2 separate regions of the Homo sapiens genome follow, and region 2 is linked to region 1. Evidence: chromatin loops called from intact Hi-C (ENCODE). Cell type or tissue: stomach. All regions are shown on one strand. Links, peaks and the distances in the headings refer to the core of each region. The heading gives the core; the rest is flanking DNA.

Region 1 (2,916 bases), core at 135-2,634:
TGAGCTGGCGCTCTGCTCTGCAAATGCTGCCAAGTCCGAAGGCATAGCATGCAAATCTATTTTTTCTGGAGTCTTGTTGAGAAGCCATGACTGGCATTCTAGAGACCAGGTCTGGGTATCAGCTGCATATCACTGGAATGGATGGTATCAGTGGTGCAGGCAAACCAGAGCTTCAGACAGACCCTCTCATGTAAGTGAACAGTCAGATTTGCATTGCAATGTACGAACTTTGAGGCCAATATCATTACCAAAATAATTTTATTTGCTTGGGAAATTATTACAATTAATTTGCATTACTTAATCATGTGCCCATAGATGGGTGAGAGGTCAGAAACCAGTCAAGAGCCATATTCAGGTAATAGTAGTATTCAGATTTCCCAAGGTTAATCAGGATGTTTATTGCATGTTGAGAGCTCATAACTAAGTCAAGAACCAACACACACAGACCTTTAGTCAAATTCTGCAGCCCAGGGAGACCAAATCTTCCACCCCAGTGGGAGGTAATGCCGGATCACTAGGATAAAAGTCACATGGGACACTCTGCAAAACAATTATAAAGGCAGCTGTTAGCAGAACCAAAGACTTTATTCCCAACTAATGCTGTTTACATGACGGCTACCCTTAGTCAGGAAGGGGGCATCATTGCTGGGGATTCCCTATTCTATTATTTAGCAAACAGACACCTCCTCACTGCACAGCGCTTGTGGATACACATGCCCTGTTTGGTGAATCTGTCATTCTGTAGAACTGCTGAGTGTGTGCTTAGGTACAGAGCTGGCCAAGACACGAAGCTATTCTCTAGAGAGAAGATATGCACAGCAAATCTGTCGTTTGGGAGAACATTGCTACAGGGTTCACCTTTACCTTAATCCAAAGTACTTCTTGGATTTCACGATGAGGACTTCCTTATGGTTGACTGGCATCATGGATGAAGAGCTACCTGGAGCACTGACCAAGGAGGTGGCTGGCACAGGTGCCCGGGAAAATAAAATGGACCCAGAAAGGGGCAGTCAGGCAGTCAGGAGATGTGTTGTCCCAAAGCAGTGTTCCTGCTGGTCCTGGGCCCCTGCCTCCACTTCTCTGCGTGGATTGATACTAATGACTCCATTTGTACCAGGGAGCAAAAGCCATCACAAGGTTACACAACCATTGCCCAAGCTTAAAGGAAATAAAAACTGGAATGTGACTATTTGCCCTGTTTTTCACAATTAGATAACACCCCCTTAGCTTGGTATTCAATAAGTTATCAAAGCATTTACAGAGTCCTGAGCCCAGAACTTGCTGTTTAGTTTTTCTAAGAGTTGTAAAATTGAGCTGTTGTTGTCTTCCTGCATATACAGACCATTGCTCTCTCCATTTGTGTCACAGGCAAATAGACCAAGGCAGCTAAGATGTTCTTAGTTGGTCTCTCTTAGACGGTCCAAGGTTATCCCAAAGGCATTTCCTAAAGAGTCTTCAGCAAAGTTCTTAAAAGCAGAGGGGCCACATATTTTATGTTTTCCTAGAGGGCACAGCCAATTAATACTCACGGGCAGAAGTGAAATGAATGCCAGCGGATTCCAGCAACTAGGTTTCTGTTCCCTTCATCTGTAAAGTGGATGTGATCGTTCTCTTCAGGGATTTTAGTGGAAATTAGGGTGAGATAGTTAATATGAAGTACCTAACATGGTGCCTGGCATGTTATTAGTGATCAAAAAGTTCCTTTCTTCTTTGCAATGTGGAATCCACTGTCACTGAGGTTGGGAACTCATCAGACACAGACATCCATCTCCTGATTACAGAGGAAGCTTCTAACTGCTACATTCTAAGCACCCAGAGTAAGCTTGGACTTCAAACCCATGAGGACACCCCCAATTCTAAGACTGTCTATACTATATAAAGATGACTCATGGTTTTCAAAGTCATTTTTATTTATATGGAATAACAGGCCAAATTAAAAAAAAAAAAAAGCATGGGTGGGCGTAAGGGAACACGTAAGTTTGGAAAACCAGATTAAGTGAAATTAAATAGCCAGTGTCCCCTTCATAAGCTCTGATCAAGGATTTCCTTTACGTTAACTCTCCTACTGTGGGTATTTCACTTCTCAGCGGGTTGTAGGCCCTGGACCTGGGTGCAGCATTTTAAATTATCACCTCTGAATGAAATGTTGCCTGGCTGGGGAAGAGGTGGCTCACCCTGGCAGGCCAGTGTGTTGACCAGGATCCCTGAGAGCTGACAGCATTCAGAAATGGGTACCCCAAGTATTTGCAGGTGATGTTGGTCTAGGATACTAATATAGTGGGACAGCAACGACACAAACACATGTGTGGTATAAAATGTGCCAATCATATCTGCTCCCCCATTCAATGTGCTAACATGTGTATGAGCCCTTGGCACTGTCACATAATAGAAGCTGCATGTTTTTAACCCTCATGCTCACCAGCCTGGGCCAATGATGCCCCCAACGGGAAGCAGCCTCAGTGATAGGGTTTGGCTGTGTCCCCACCCAAATCTCATCTTGAATTGTAGCTCCCATAATTCCCATGTGTTGTGGGAGGAATCATGGGGGTGGGTCTTTCCCATGCTGTTCTCGTGATAGTGAATAAGTCTCACGAGATCTGATGGTTTTATAAATGGGAGTTCCCCTGCACACTCTCTCTTTCCTGCTGTCATGTAAGACGTGTCTTTCCTTCTCCTTGCTTTTCACCATGATTGTGAGGCCTCCCCAGCCATGTGGAACTGTGAGTCAATTAAACCTCTTTCCTTTATAAATTACCCAGTCTAAGGTATGTCTTTACTAGCAGCATGGGAACAGACTGATACACTCAATATGCCCCTTTCTCCAACAAGCTATCCCAAACCATCTGTAGGAAGGGCCTTGGGTGGTTTTTTAGTTGTTTCTGTTTGTTTTTAATTTCCAACTTACTGTGGAATGAT
Region 2 (2,916 bases), core at 272-2,771, 58 kb before region 1:
TTCACCATGTTGGCCAAGCTGGTCTTGAACTCCTGACCTCAGGTGATCTGCCCACCTCAGCCTCCCAAAGTGCTGGAATTACAGGTGTGAGACAATGCGTTTGGCTGATGTGTTACTCTTTATGTAAGAACATCCACTCATTGTTAAGTTTCCTCCAAAGCAACTCTTGATTTTGTTGTAGAAATCATACGCTGTGATGCCCGAAGCACCTACATTTCCCCTGAGGTCTACTTTTGCCCTGGCTCTGGGGGGTTGCAGTGTGGAGATCTACCTGTTTTGCACTGCCCATGACCACGCTTCTGTCTGTTAGTTCCCCTAAGAAATCACCCCAAACTGACAAACTGGATTTGTGTGCCCCCTCCTTTGGTTTCTTGGCTCCTTCTGCATATGGGGGATGATTTGCACTTACAGCCCTCCCTATGGAACAGCAGGTAAGATATTTTAGATATTATAAGTCCTAAAACATCACTGACTGCCTAGCTGTAAAAGTCTTTGAATGATTTTTATTCAGTATTTGGGGGCCTTGCTCCAATAACTGCAAGTTCCTCCCTCCACACTGCTTCAGCCCCAGTCCTGTGTTCTGGGATCCTTGGCCCTTTGATTCTTGTCTCTTTTGGGGTGCAAGGAAAAGGTATCCACTAAGCTAATTCAAATAAAGGGGTGTATCTGCATGGGGTGGGGAGGTAGGAGGGTTCCTGAAGATAGCCAGCAAAATTGAGGCAGGAGAATAGGGTCTGGAGGCAGGGAACCTAGGCCGTTTCACGCTGACTTCCTGGAACTAGACTGAAAGGAAAACCCTCTTTCCATGCCTAAGTAACAAAAGGACCAGAGGCTACTCCCGTTGCAAACCCCCACCTTTTCTGTGCCCCGGAGATGGGAAATTGCAAGTACTTCTGATTGGTTGCTTTCTGCAACCAATCAGATGTTTGAAGAAGAGAGTAACTTTGTAGCTTCATTTCAGCCTCTGATTGGTTGCGGGCCACCTCTTCATTTACATGGGGTGAGCATGAAGTGTGGCCCATGGGAAAGCTCTACGGGGTATTTAGACCTGAGTAGATTCTCTATCCAGGGCCCTTGAACCACTGCTTGGACCCACTCCCACCCTGTGGTGTGTACTTTCCTTTTCAATAAGTCTCTGGTTTTGTTGCTTCATTCTTTCCTTGCTTTGTTTGTATGTTTTGTCCAATTCTTTGTTCAAAATGCCAAGAACCTGGACACCCTCCCCCAGTAACAAAATTATATTAAAAATCCAAGAGCAGAGCTGAGAAACACTGAAGTGGCCCAGGACTGGTGGCCGCTCTCCCAGCATCTCTTGAGTCTCCTCTCTGGGGCCCTGGCTTTCACCTCCCACAGCCCCCACTGGATGCTCCAGCGTGTGCCCACGCCCAGCGCCCCCCACTCCGCCCTGCACCCTCCCGGGCCCTCTTGCTCTGGCTCTCCCTCTTATCTTTCTTCCCTTCTAACTCACTAATCTAATTTTCAATTTGCCAAACAGATTCCCAATAAAAAAATCTTTCTGAGCTAGACAAGACAACTCCTCTGTTGCTGGCAGCCTCATCCATGGGCTGTCCTGAGTCCAGCTCCAGTACTTGGTCCAGGCTGCTCTGGCAGGGACCCAGCCATGAACGGATGCAAAGGAACATGGTTTTCATCTGCGCTTCTCTGATTTCGGATGAAGCTAAGCTTCTCTTCTTGTTTGGTGCTCTTTGGGGTGTCTTCTTCTATGAATTGCCTATCTACATCTTATCCCTTTTTCCACTTTCTGTCTTTTTCCTCTTGATTTGCATGAGTTCCTTGAATTTTCTAGGCACTAGTCCCTTGTCAGCTTTGGATATTGCAAGCGTGTTCTCCCATTCTGTCCTCTGTCTACAGGGATACCTCAGAGATGTTGTGGGTTCAGTCCAGATTACTGCAATAAGGCAAATATTGCAATAAAGTGAGTCACACATTTTTGTGGTTTCCCAGTGCATATAAAAGTTATGTTTCTATACTGTAGTCCATTTAGTGTGCAATAGCATTATGTATAAAATGTACTGTATTAATTAAAAATACTTTATTGCTAAACAATGGTAACAATTATCTGAGCCTTCATGGAGTTGTAATCTTCCTTTGGTGGAGGGTTTTGCCTCGATGTTGGTGGCTGCTGACTGATCAGGGTGGTGGTTCCTGAAGGTTGGGGTGGCTGTGGAATTTCTTAAAATAAGACAGTAATGAAGTTTGCTGTATCCATCGACTCTTCTTTTTTAATTTTTTTCTACCCCTGCCCTTCCCCTGACTCTTCCTTTCACAAAAAGATTTTTCTGTAGCATGTGATGCTGTTTGATAGAATTTTACCCAGAGTAGAACTTCTTTGAAAATTGGAGTCAGTCCTTTCAGACCTTGCCACTGCTTTGTCAGCTAAGCTTATGTAATATTCTAAATGCTTTGTTGTCGTTTTAACAGTGTTCATAGCTTCTTCATCAAGAGTAGTTTCCATGTCAAGAAACCACGTTCTTTGCTCATCCAAAAGAAGCAACTCCTCATCCTTTCAAGTTTGATCATGAAATTGCAGTTCAGTCCCATCTTCTATTTCTCTTGCATTTCCACCACATCTGCAGTGACTTCCTCCACTAAAGTCTTCAACCCCTCAAGGTCATCCATGAAGACTGGAATCAACTTCTTCCAAACTCCTCTTAATGTTATTATTTTGATCTCCTCCCATGAATCACGAATGTTTCTAATGGCATTTAGAATGGTGAATCCTTTCCAGACGTTTTCAATTTTCCTTGCCCAGATCCATCAGAGGAATCACTATCTATGGCAGTTATAGCCTTATTAAATCTATTTCTTAAATAATAAGACTTGAAAGTAGAAATTAGTCCTTGATCCATGGGCAGAGAATGGTGATCGTGTTAGCAGGCAGGGACACGACATTTA

The links. A loop is a pair of places that touch in the nucleus more often than their neighbours do. Peaks named below come from ENCODE experiments on the same cell type or tissue, not always from the same donor. Only the 100,000 strongest peaks of a DNase experiment are listed, where the experiment ranks them.
Region 2: a loop joins it to region 1, with 3 times the contacts of the local background. A loop is called at or near these places in 29 of 110 quality-filtered maps.

Annotation. Positions count from the first base shown.
Region 1 is chr7:151,881,137-151,884,052 of GRCh38, reverse strand. No RefSeq gene overlaps it. Among named protein-coding and RNA genes, the nearest start is that of PRKAG2, 5.5 kb to the right of the region's middle. In stomach, for the core only: no CTCF peak of the experiment used is centred there; no DNase peak of the experiment used is centred there.
Region 2 is chr7:151,939,231-151,942,146 of GRCh38, reverse strand. No RefSeq gene overlaps it. Among named protein-coding and RNA genes, the nearest start is that of GALNTL5, 16 kb to the left of the region's middle. In stomach, for the core only: no CTCF peak of the experiment used is centred there; a DNase peak (open chromatin) is centred at 1,586.